Linked DNA regions of Homo sapiens: all the other regions are linked to region 1. The links are chromatin loops, found by intact Hi-C in ENCODE. Cell type or tissue: chondrocyte. All regions are shown on one strand.

Region 1 (4,000 bases):
CGTGAGCCACCGCGCCCAGCTAAATTTAAAAACTGATACTTGATTCAGCTTTTGGAAAACTTTTAAGTATGATTGGAATAACAGAATATGTGAATCTACATTTTCAACTGTAAATTTAATAAACTCTACCAGCCCGGGCAACAGTGAAACCCGTCTCTACCGAAAAAAAAAAATAATAACAAATTTAATTAATTAACTGGCAGTGGTGCTGCGCACCTGTGGTCCCAGCTACTTGGGAGGCTGAGATGGGAGAATCGCTTCAGCCCAGGAGGTTGAAGCTGCAGTGAGCTGAGACTGAGCCACTGCACTTCAGGATGGGTGACAGAGAGACCCTGTCTCAAAAAAAATTTTTTTTCAATAAAATCTAAACGTAGATATTTCTGATGAAAATTTAGTATCCCAACAGAGACTTGCTGGAAGGACAAAATATATCACATTTTTAAGACATTGTACGTATATCTCATTAGTAATTTGATTATTGAAATAACTTTTGAAAATACCGCACTAAAACGTTAACACTAATTTCACCAGTTTCTTCGTACTTTTTGTGGCTACTGCAAAATTTAAAGTTATGTGTGTGGCTGCATTATATTCCGAGCGGACAAGCCCGACCTGGCAAGGCCTGGCAAATGGTAAAAGCCACCAAAATGGTGGCATATGAGCTGCATGATAGGAACGAGAATGATATTCCTTTGTGAAGATCAACAATACTTGACATCAAGTAGGTCTTCAAAACACAGGACTACCTAATGCTGAGAATTACTCCTCCCGATTACACAGTGTCGCATTTGTTTTTGTGAGCGCCTTAAGTTCCTTTTCCGACAAGAAAGGCTGGCAGACAGTTCTGATAGGGATGAAGGAATGGAGCACTTGGGGCTTGCCTAGGCTGTAAGGTGAAGTTTTAGAATTGTCACTTGGAACTCGGTCCCACGCCCAGAAATCGCAAACAGTCCCAAGTTTCCACACTGGCCACGCCAGTCCGCGACCCACGGCGGCTCCCAAGGCTGCGCCGACCTAGGCGCCCACACCCGCGACCTTCCCCGGAAGCGTTTCCATTTCATTCCCTCAAGTCCGCAAGGCGCCGGGTGGGTCCCGAGCGCCCGACTCAGCCATAAAGGCGGCCCCGGGAAAACGCTCTCGGAAGCGGGTAGGGGCCCAGGCCCACGCTGCCCGGCGTCCGCAGGCCAGGGGCAGGGGCAGAGGCAGGGACGGGGCAGGAACAAGGGAAGGTGGCGGCGGGCGGAGGCGAGGCCGAAGCGCCGGGGCCCGCGGGCAGAGGCCGCAAACGTATCCACGCCCCTCGTGCATCCTGGAGCGGGGCTGATGACGAACACAGGGCGCGACGGACGCACACACCGCCCAGCGCTCGCACGACGGTGCGTGCAAGGAGGCGGGAGGGAGCCTCGGGCTGTCACCGGCGCAATCTGCGTCCCGCCTCCTCCGCTCCCTGCGCTCCCGCCACCTCGGCAACTCCGCGCCCGCCTCCCGCCTCCGTCGGAAGCCTCCGCCGCAGTAAGGCTCCCGGTCTCGCTGCTGTCTCTTTAAATGGTGGGGCTACGAGCCGCCCCTGCAGCTGCTCCCTGGGTGGCCCCGCGCGCCGCTTTTGAGGGGCGAACCAAGATGGCGGCGGTTTTGGCTGTGTGAGGAAGACGGAAGAGACGGCGGCGGAGGGAAACCGACTTCCACTAGTCCGGGTCGCTTGGGCGGCCGGGGGCCCTCAGAGTCTCCCGGGCAGTGGTAGCAGTTGCAGCAGGATCAGGCGCCTGTCGGCTTCTGACGTTTAAAACAGGGGGAGCGGAAGGGAGCCACTGGCCGCGGTGGCAGGGCCAGGTATAAGGAAGGAAAATATGGCGGCGGCGGCGGCGGCCTGAGGAGGCGGCGGCGGCGCGGGAAGCTGCTTCGCGGAGATCATGGCGGAGGCGGGAGCAGGGCAGTGACGGGAGCCCCGAGTTCCTAGCGCTGCGGGGCGGGAGGCTACGAAGCGCTGCGCGGCCCCCTCGGGGCTGCCGGGCGCCGGGCTCGCCAGGCCTGGACAATAGCGCCGGGGAGCCGGAGGCGAGGAAAGGCGGCGGCCCAGAGCTCGGTCCCTGGAGCGGGCCATGCAGGCGGCGGCGCGGCCCCGCGGCGCCCAGCGGCGGCAGTGAGGCCGGGGAGCCCTCCGCTCGCGGGCGCCCTCACGCCTCGCCCCTCGCCTCTCCAGGGCCCCTTTCCTGGGCGTCTACTGGCGGGGCCCCCGCCCCGGTTCCCGGGCGGCACGATGACCGACACCCGGCGGCGGGTGAAGGTGTACACGCTCAACGAGGACCGGCAGTGGGACGACCGGGGCACCGGGCATGTGTCGTCTGGCTACGTGGAGCGGCTGAAGGGCATGTCCCTGCTTGTCAGGGCTGAGAGCGACGGTAAGTGAAGCCCCGCGCGGCGGGACCCTCGCAGCCCCCACGGCCCTGGGCCGCCTCCCTGGTTCTTGCGGGGCATGGCGCTCGCTCCACGAGAACAGAGGGACGGCTGGGGAGGGCGGCCACCTCGGGGGAGGACGGGCCCCAGGTACCCCAGTCTTGCGGGAGCTCCCCGGAGAGCGCTTGAAATGTTTCCTTTCTCTGAGTGCCTGGTGGCATTTTGGGTACGAGGAGAGCCAAGCGTGTTTGAGCTGTGCCGCCCTGGAGTGTGGAGAGGTCGAGGACCTGAGATAGGGAGTCCGGAGTGTGCTGTTCTTTTGCACTAGAGTGACCTTGAGAAAGACACTGATTAATCCGATCTGCTGCCTTAGTTCACCCATCTGTAAAGCAGGCATGAAACTTTGCTTGGAGCTAAGAAAGTTCTTGGACCTTTCACACTTTGAAGAACGTTTTGCTGTGCTTTTTTTGTTTTTCTTTTTAAACATCTTTTTGCTACATGTTTCTGATCGTGTTGAAGCTTGGCAACACTGTATCTGGCAACTCTACACTAAGAGAAAACGCTTTCCCTTGCGAAGATTTTCGTTCACCAGTGTTGGTTGTCTTTTTTATAGTAATGCAGAATTTTGTGTGTAGCTTACTATATAAACATCTTGCAAAGTTGGAATCATATGAGCTTTTTTTGATTGCTTAAATGGGTGTTCATAATTTGGTTAACAGGTGCAGAGAAGTTGGCAGATAATTTTTAAAACCTTTCGGATCTTCCCTAGTGTTTATGCTTCACAAATTTTGAAACAGCCCTCAAGGTTCAAAGACTAAGTTGTTTGAAAATAAGTGTTTCACGTTTTTTCTTTTTTCCACATGTGCTGTTTCATATTTTAAAAGGCTTATTCTCTGTAGGGATTGCCACTGTTTTTGGCGATATACAGTGAATTTCACTTAAAATACTCAAGTGGGGTAAAACTATTCTCAAATTGTTACTTCCAAACGTGAAAGTAAGTTATCTTCCACTTCTTTTTGTACATTAGTTTATATTTTGCAGTTGCTAACGATGCCAGTTTATTATGATTGTAGCGATTCTGTATCTGAATTATTGCAAACTAATTTCAAGGAATTTTCTTCAATTGGACTCTCCCCAGAACTCCAATTCCATGAAAAACCAACAAGACTAGCCCTTCTGTAATTGAAGACTCTGGGAATATTGATGTTCTATTTAAATTGAAAGTGGTAATCTGGAGTATATTGCCCACAGGTTATAAGGTTACCCAAAGTAACTTAAATCTGGAGAGAAATTATTTTCTTTTGGAGGCATTTAAAAATTTTTGAATGTTGGGTGTATTTTTCTGGGCCTGAGTTATTGGCTTCTTAAAATACAATTTGAATGTCAAGTGTTAGTGTAATTTTGTATGTGACTCACATAATAACCTACTCTAGATCTTTCACACATTTGGAAAACTTTACATAGTATGTTGGAAGGTATGGACTTTTTGTATCAGCTTCTTATGAGATGAAAGTATCCGTAGATTTCTTTTTAATTTTTTACTTTCAAAAAAATAAAAACAGGATTTTGCCCTGTTGCCAAGGCTGGTCTCAAACTCCTGACCTCA
Region 2 (4,000 bases), 360 kb before region 1:
AGTGGCCTTCAACCCTGGCTGCATAGACGGATAACCAGTAGAACTTTGGAGGAAAGATTGATTCCCCGGGACATGCCCCCAGACACTCTGATGTCATTGGGCTTAGGTAGGGCCCGGCCATCAGGATTTTTGAAAACTTGACTATGTAGCCAGAGTTGAGAATGTATTGTTATAAACCCTAGAAAGAGAGGTGGACAGATGGGGCTGGAGCCCTAGCTGCCTTGCCCTCAATGTCTTTTCTGCTCATTGTAGGATACATTATTCTTTTCCTGGTCAGGGCCTCTGGACATCCTTCAAGTCTTAGAACCCTGTGCAGGGGCCAAGAGAGTCAACATTGCAAGTCACAGGAGAACAGGTTGGGATGGCTGTCTTTATGTGCCATCCCAGGAATCAACCCAAGGCTTCAGGAAAAAAGTGCACTCCCTGATAGCTGAGGTGGAGTCTACAGATCCATCTGAGGGTGCTCCCATCCTACCTGTTGGTGAGGTATTCATTAAGGACCCCCACAGTGCCTATCAGGAGTTGTGTCCTGGACCCCTAGTCTTAGTAGGCATTCCACAGATCCTTGTGATATGGACAGGAGACAGGGAAATACTGGGTAGAAGAGGGTGGTTCCCTGGCAAAGGCCCCACCCTCAAGCCTGGGTACCCATGGCCCTAAATGAGGACAGCCATTCCTGTTTTCATCCCTAAAAAGTTGCCTTTTGGCCTGCCATGTCCCCTATCCTGTACCCATATAAACCCTGAACCCCAGGCTCCAGGCTCCAGAAGCAGACGGGGAGACAAGAAGATGAGCAGACATGAATGGCAGAAAAGCACGGCAAAGAAGGAGAGAAGAGAAGGAACATTGGGAGGAATTCGACTGGAGACGATCTGAAAACTGGCCACTGGATGGCCAAACTCCAGGGGAAGATCATCTTCCCACTCCATCCCCTGTCCAGCTCCCCATCCATCCTACTTAGAGCCACCTCCACCACTCAATAAAACCCCTGCATTCATCCTGCAAATCCATGTGTGACCTGATCCCTCCGGGATGCTGGACAAGAGCTCGGGATACAGGAAACTGTCACACTGGCCCTCTGCCCTGGCAAAAAGGGAGAGGGTCCACTAAGCTGGTTAACGCTTAAGCTGTCCACGGATGGCAAGGCTGAAAGACTGCACTGTTTCAGTGCCTACTCGGGCTTTGGAAGTCACAGACACCGACCCCGGGATGCTGTCATGGGGCTGGGGCCCAAAAGTGCTCACCCTGGTTCCTGCACCTGCCTGTCTGCGTGCTCCCCTTCCCATAAGGGGTTTTAGCTTGGGGTGGCTGAAGAGAGAGCCACACCCCTGTTGCACATCCTGTGAGGGGGCCAGGGAATTCTCCTGTTCCACTTAGTAGTATCTTAGGCCTTCAGTGGAAGGAAACAGCATGTTCCACGCCCTGTAGCATCCAAGAAGCTGCAAGTCCTCCCTCCTCACCCCAAGAGCATTTCTCACACCCACACCACACACCTCACTTTGCTGTTGGCTGTGGTTATTTTTTTCTCTAACTAAGCACATCTAAACCATGCCTAGTTGTGGTTCTTCAGTCAGGGTCAAGTGGTGTTAGCAATCACATCAGCACCAAATGGCTCAGGATGCTCTGGTTTCAAAGCTTATAAAACAGAGGGTGATTCCCTTGGGACTCACTCAGCTCGGCTCCGAAAAGCAAAGGCCAGAAGGCAGCAGTGAGCCTGGGTCCCTGCTGTGTAGGGAGACTCAGGGGCTGGGAAGAAGGATGGAATCAGAAATGCTGAAGGTTTACGTGAGCTTTGCACCGAGCGCCTCCGAACCACTGCCTCTGGGCTCAACAGAACACAGGGGTAAGTCTCCATGAACTTCTCAAAAAGAAAACTGGGAAGCTTTCTGTCTTGATGATTTGAGGACCCACTGGTTTCAGAGGTGCCACATTTGGAACCAGATCCGAGTCTTTAAGGTTTGTGTTTTATTTGTTCATGTCAAAATGTGGCTTCCTGCTTCTAAGAAAAGAAACTCAGGCTCATAAAAGCAGCCTCCAAGGGCTTCTTGGACCTCAAATTGCGCTTTCAAAATGTGGTCTGATGGGTTCAGTGTAAATGCACCAGAGGCATGTGGGATCCATTTACCTTAAAATACACTTGGGCCTAAAAATTAAGAGAAAAACAGTCCAGGGCAAAGTGTATACTGCAAAGTCAAGCTCCAAACATTTGGGAAACAGTTCTAGAGGCTGCTGGAACCCCAAATGCTACTTGCTTTACCTACCCCTTGGGAATCATCAAATGTTATTTTTTGTACAAGACTGGGGATGAGCCTGCTCTCTGATCCCAGTGCTGTGCTCTGCTGTGCAGTTCTAATGGGGCAGGCTGTTTCCTGGACCCTGAGATCTCCAGGCTCCCTGTGCCTATTCCTTGTCAGCTTTGCCCCATCCAGGAGCTGGGCTGAGCTTGTCAAGTGACCTCTGCTTTGTACCACTCCATCAGGTCCTGAAGAATGAAGGGTACCAAGGTGGAAGGGGCGCAGGATTAAGAGTAGGGACGCCTGCAAAAGCTCTCGTGTTACCACCTCATCTTCCAACTTTCATGTGGGTGAAAACGTTCATCCTAAATAATTGCTTCTAATTCTGAAGTTTTGTGATTCCTTGAAATGTACTTTGGGGATGACAGCCAGCATTTCCATTTCACTGCAATTTCAGAGTTTTGCAGTGGTTTGCCAATCATAACACTTTCTAATTGGCACAAAATCCACCTACCTGTTGCCTCTCAGGCTTGGGTAACATACTTCAGACACTTTCTTAGGTAAGTCTTGGCCCTTGGGGTGTTATTTGCCCAGATGGTAAAAACATTTAAGTAGGTCTGATTATTTCATTTTCAGTGGTTTCAACGCATTTTTGTGGCCTGGGTGGTTACTGTAATGTGCCCAAGTTGTTCATTCTGAGCCAACGGGGTCACCCACAGAGAGAAGACTTGACAAAGGAACTCTCCTCTACTCCCCTCTTGCCAGATGAAATATTGTTTGTAAAAGGTCTTTGTCTTGAGAGGATCACATACTTTGGTTAAGAATCCACTTTGGTTAAGCCGGTTGCTGGATTCAGAGACATGAACAGGATAGACAGTCCACCGATAACTTTATAATAACACCTTTTTAATAACACCTTTAATAACTTTTTAATAACTTTAAAAGTTATTAAAACTTTATAAAAAGTTAATCTAAAACTTTAATAACTTTTTAATAACACCTTTAGCCAGGGGTTTATGCAGCATACACGACAAAACTGGAATATAATGTGGTAGGTGCAGTAGCAGGGTCCACAAAATTATTTTAGTTAGATTTTAAAAATTATTAAGACATCTGTTTTATACAAGAAAAATTCTTATGAAAATTTATAGACATGTGTTTGAAATTTAGAATAAGTTGCCTCTGCTTAGAATTATTAAGTATTTTGAAAGGAAACACTAATAAATGCTAGATAAACTTTTTCTTTTTGATACAATTTGTGTTTACTTTAAATGCAATATTTTTTTATCTGAAAAAAAACGTGAGCACTTAGCAAATCTCTTCATTATTTTGGAATTGGCCAATGCTTATAAACTACAAACAAATATACAGATTGTTCCTTGTGCTGATATTTTTGTTTTCAAATTTCTTAGTCCTGTTACTTAACAAATGGCTGATATCTTTGTTGGAATCCCTGAACATAGCTAAAAGATGTTTTTTTAAAAAAAAAAAAAAAAAAAAACCAAGAGGCTCCAAGACAAAGGAGTGCACAGAGGCAAAATTTATCACTTTGGTAGCTTTTGCGGGGATGAAAGCCTCCAGTTAGAATGTTTGACTTACTAATGGTTCTTAATAATGAATCTTAGCCAGCAGCCATCAGAGAAATAAATCATTAAAGTGAGAAAATAGGTGTCAACACAGGAGTGATCTACTGAATTGCCATTTTGGTGTTCTTTCAGAGGGGAACTGCATGTTGACAGGCAGTGACTTTTTCAGGAATTTGGGAT
Region 3 (4,000 bases), 390 kb before region 1:
CTAAAAGAGTTTCCCAAATATGTAGGCCACTGTCCTGGGGCCTGAAAGCCCTTTCTGTCTATGGCCTCCTTGGAAGGCATCGAGGAGGTGATATTGATGGGTTTTGATGACTTTCCTAAGTGAGCAGTTGTTTCAGATTGAGAAGGCCACTCTGTGGATGTCTCAAGGGAGAGGTGCCAGTGCAGGTGAGACTGCAAGGTCACCAGAGCTGTGCTGCTTGATGCAGATGACGACTTCTTCCTGGCAGGGGCAGTGCTGGGCTTTTCCAGGTTCTGGGAGAGCTGGTGAGCGCTTTCCTCCAGTTGCCAGGGTGCTGGTCATCTGGGCAGCAGATAGTCACTGCCTCACCTGTGGGGAGCCAAGCTATGGTTGCTGTGGCAGAATCCTCCAAGTGCCCAGGCACCCGACTGGTGTGACAGCAGCCAGGAGGGAGCAGGGAGATGAGAGAACTCCCAGTAAAGTCTGCTTCTGGGTACCATACAGCGGGAGGGAATATGCTTGATGCCAGCTCTTCCAAAGGTCATGGAGGCTGGGGAGGACACACACACACACACACACGAACACACAGCCGCTGTAGAGCATAAAGAATGAATGAATGGGGGCCGGGCACGGTGGCTTATGCCTGTAGTCCCAGCACTTTGGGAGGCCGATGCGGGCAGATCACGAGGTCAGGAGATAGAGACCATCCTGGCTAACATGGTGAAACCCCATCTCTACTAAAAATACAAAAAAATTAGCCGGGCGTGGTGGTGGGCACCTGTAGTCCCAGCTACTCGGGAGGCTGAGGCAGAAGAGTGGTGTGAACCCGGGAGGCAGAGCTTGCAGTGAGCTTAGATTGCGCCACTGCAGTCCAGCCTGGGCGACAGAGCGAGATTCCGTCGCAAAAAAAAAAAAAAAAAAAAAAAGAATGAATGAATGAATGAGTGAGCAAGTGAATGAATAAAGGATTGAATGCACCCAGCATTCTTTTCTCTTAGGGGACTCTTCCTGACTACTGCACAGGAAAAGAAAGCAGACCCTGTTTGCCCATGAGGATACTGACCCTTGCTCAGGTTGTCATAGCTTGTACTTTTCCACTGATGCGGAAAGGGAGGCCCTGCCAAAGAATGTCCTTGGAGTGATTCAATGTATTTTTCCTTCTGTGATTTAAGTCAAATGTATTTAATGTAAGAAGTTCCGCTGTGAGCTGGAATGTGTGATGAGTCTTTCAGCCTCCCCCCGAGAAAGCCCACCGTGTGAACACTTCCAGTTTTAGCTCCATCAGGTGTGTAAGCTGACAGTGGTTGGCGTGGTGGTGGCTGTTTTTAAAGTACACACACCCAAATGGGCTTGTCAGCTAGTTGGCTGGAAAAACCTTTCTGGGGGCTGCGAGGGATTGATGTTTGCCGTTCATGTGTTCATTCATTCAATAGTTCTTGAACATTACCAGGGACACAGCATTACACCAGGTGTGTTTTCAGGCTATAAAGGTGAGAGATTCCGCCCCCCCCGCCAAAAAAAACTTCAGGGACTTATTGACGTCTCAAAATATAGTTTCTATTGACAATTCATTAAACAAGTTAGTGAAAGTTAAAATTTTAATTTTAAAATCTGTATTTTAAACAAAACAAATACAAAAGTGTCGTATAACTGAGTTAATTCTTTTATTTTTTGAGATGGGGTCTTGCTGTGTTGCCTAGGCTAGAGGTCAGTGGTGCAGTCTTGGCTCACCATAGGCTCAACTTCCTGGGCTCAGGTGATCCTCCCACCTCAGCTTCCTGAGTAGCTGGGACTACAGGTATGCGCCACCACACCCGATTAATTTTTTGTATTTTTAGTAGAAACAGGGTTTTGCCATGTTGCCCAGGCTGGTCTCAAACTCCTGGACTCAAGCAATCTTACCCACCTTGGCCTCCCAACGTGCTGGGATTACAGGCATGAGCCACTGCGCCTGGCTGAGTTAATTCTTTAGTTCAGTAAAAGTGCTGGAGTTTTTAAAAGAGTGAACTTCAAGGATTTTGATCTTCGGCCTGAATACTTCGCACACATGCCCACGATGGGGCCCTTTGTGCCCTTCTGAGTCCAGCCTGGCCTGCTGGCATGCGTCTGGTTTCTCTCTGTAGGACTTGGCAGGCACAGTTGTGTGGGATGCAAATTACGCAAGCACAGAGGCTTGGGAACTTGCTGCCACCAAGCCTCTCCAGTGATTCTTCTCCTGTGTTGGTCACCCTCACCCTTCATTCCCCTCAAGGCAGGAAAAAGAACAGAAATTCCTAAGGCAGTGTTGTTCCCAGCACACAATTGCCATCCATCACTCCCTGCTGGGAAAATGTAAATACGCACCAGCCGATAGTGGCACTATTTATTGTCATAGACTTCACTGTGGATTTGAGCAGGAGCAGCTTCTGGCCAAGCATTATTCACCAGCTCCCCTGGGAGGCTGTGCTCGGTGGGCAGAGCTGCATGGAAGGGAGGCAAAGGGGAGGCTGGAGTCCTTGCAGCTGAGAACAGGGCTGGGTCTTTGCCACTGAGGCTGCACATGCTTAACATCAGGGTGGAGTGGAGGCTGCCGTCATCTTGGCACTAGGTTCTTGGAGGTCGTTCATGTTTAGAGGAGGGAAAGCCACTTCCATAGGATTCCCAGACAGCTGTCATTTTGGGGTAGGGTGGGGACTGATCAGCGTTGTTAGTGTTGGGCTGTTGCAGGTGGATGGTGGATTTGTAGCCATATCACCTGAAGCCGAGGGACCACTGCTCACCCAGTTGAACGTTTTACTGAAGCTCACAAAGCCCTATGCTACACAAGGCCCTTGCCCTCAAGGAGCTTGCACTTTTGGGTCTTAGACACCCCCATCCCCACCGTACGTATTCAAAGAAGCCAACTGAATGGATGATGATCAAGTCTGCAATCTGCAGTGTCAGGAGGCAGACAGCGTGGGAGTGGGGTCAGTAAAAAGCAACAAAAGCTCAGCCCTCCCTCAGCCCAGTCTGCCAGCTCCCCCCTGAATCTGCTTGGTCCTGGGTGGCATGACCTCTGTTAGACCTGCACGGAGTAGACTTAGAGTCAGGCAGGCAGGGAGGCCTGGACTCAGCTCTTGGCTTGGTGCTTACTAGCTCTTTCCACTCAGTTTTCCCATCTGTAAAATGGGGATTGTGAGCCCACCTCACAGGGTGATGTGAGAGTAAATACAAGTAACAAGGTAGGTGTCAGGCACATAACACAGGCTCAGTGAATTGCAGCTTTCAGTATTACTTCCGACTGCACCATGGTCCATTCGGTGAAGGTGGAGAAAAGGTGTAGATGAGCAAACCCTGATGCAGGAATGAAGAGGGGAGGGAAGGTGACCCACCAAGGTGCAGGTGAAGGCAGGGCTGACAAGGAGAAAAGGTTTTGGGGTCCTCTGGACCAGGCAGATCCAGGAGGCACCGTGGATCCTTGTGGAGTAAATTAATGTGTGAATATTTAATGAAAAGTCTCTTCCTTTAGGTCAAAGTGAGAGTGTGGCATCGGGAGGTCCATTTCAGGATCTTGGGCGCTCTCCCCTAAAGTGCAGTGCAGGGGAGAAAGGGGAGGAGGATGTTTCAGTTTCAACAAACAGTTTTGAGCACTGACTGTCCACACCAGATGGCTTGGGAATGACCATGAATATGGCTCGATATCTGTGCTCTGAAGCTCTAAGTTAAGAAGGGACCGAGGTGGATGCAAGTATCTTCATGCCACCAGACAGATGGCAGTGGGCTCTAGAGCAGCATAGAGAGACTTGCTGTGAGCAGAGGACAGACAGAGATTAGCCCCAGGAACTATGGAGTGGAGCGAAGACTGGAGAGCTTCAGACCGAAAGATTTTCACGGGTGAATACCATTAAGCAACTGGACTGCCAGCTTCTGTTGGCAGGGAACTTTTTTTTTTTTTTTTTTTTTTTTTGAGACAGGGTCTCACTCTGTCTCCCAGGTTGGAGTGAAGTCGTGCGATCTCGGCTCACTGCAGCCTCCACCTCCTGGGCTCAAACGATCCTCCCAG

The links. A loop is a pair of places that touch in the nucleus more often than their neighbours do. Peaks named below come from ENCODE experiments on the same cell type or tissue, not always from the same donor. Only the 100,000 strongest peaks of a DNase experiment are listed, where the experiment ranks them.
Region 2: a loop joins it to region 1, with 3 times the contacts of the local background. A loop is called at or near these places in 3 of 110 quality-filtered maps.
Region 3: a loop joins it to region 1, with 3 times the contacts of the local background. A loop is called at or near these places in 3 of 110 quality-filtered maps.

The regions. Positions count from the first base shown.
Region 1 is chr14:91,507,905-91,511,904 of GRCh38, reverse strand. PPP4R3A (protein phosphatase 4 regulatory subunit 3A) reads left to right here and starts at 1,595. Exons shown (of 15, transcript NM_001366432.2): 1 at 1,595-2,399. The coding sequence starts at 2,258. RefSeq lists silencers at 1,336-1,535, 2,116-2,215, 2,226-2,285, 2,536-2,585 and enhancers at 1,596-1,875, 1,693-2,343, 2,344-2,995. In chondrocyte, no CTCF peak of the experiment used is centred here; DNase peaks (open chromatin) are centred at 1,554 and 2,398.
Region 2 is chr14:91,865,105-91,869,104 of GRCh38, reverse strand. It overlaps TC2N (tandem C2 domains, nuclear), which reads left to right and starts at 1,569. Exons shown (of 12, transcript NM_001128596.3): 1 at 1,569-1,843. RefSeq lists an enhancer at 1,354-1,403. In chondrocyte, no CTCF peak of the experiment used is centred here; no DNase peak of the experiment used is centred here.
Region 3 is chr14:91,895,702-91,899,701 of GRCh38, reverse strand. The region is part of intron 4 of FBLN5 (fibulin 5); the gene reads left to right. Among named protein-coding and RNA genes, the nearest start is that of TC2N, 30 kb to the right of the region's middle. RefSeq lists an enhancer at 2,078-2,591. In chondrocyte, no CTCF peak of the experiment used is centred here; no DNase peak of the experiment used is centred here.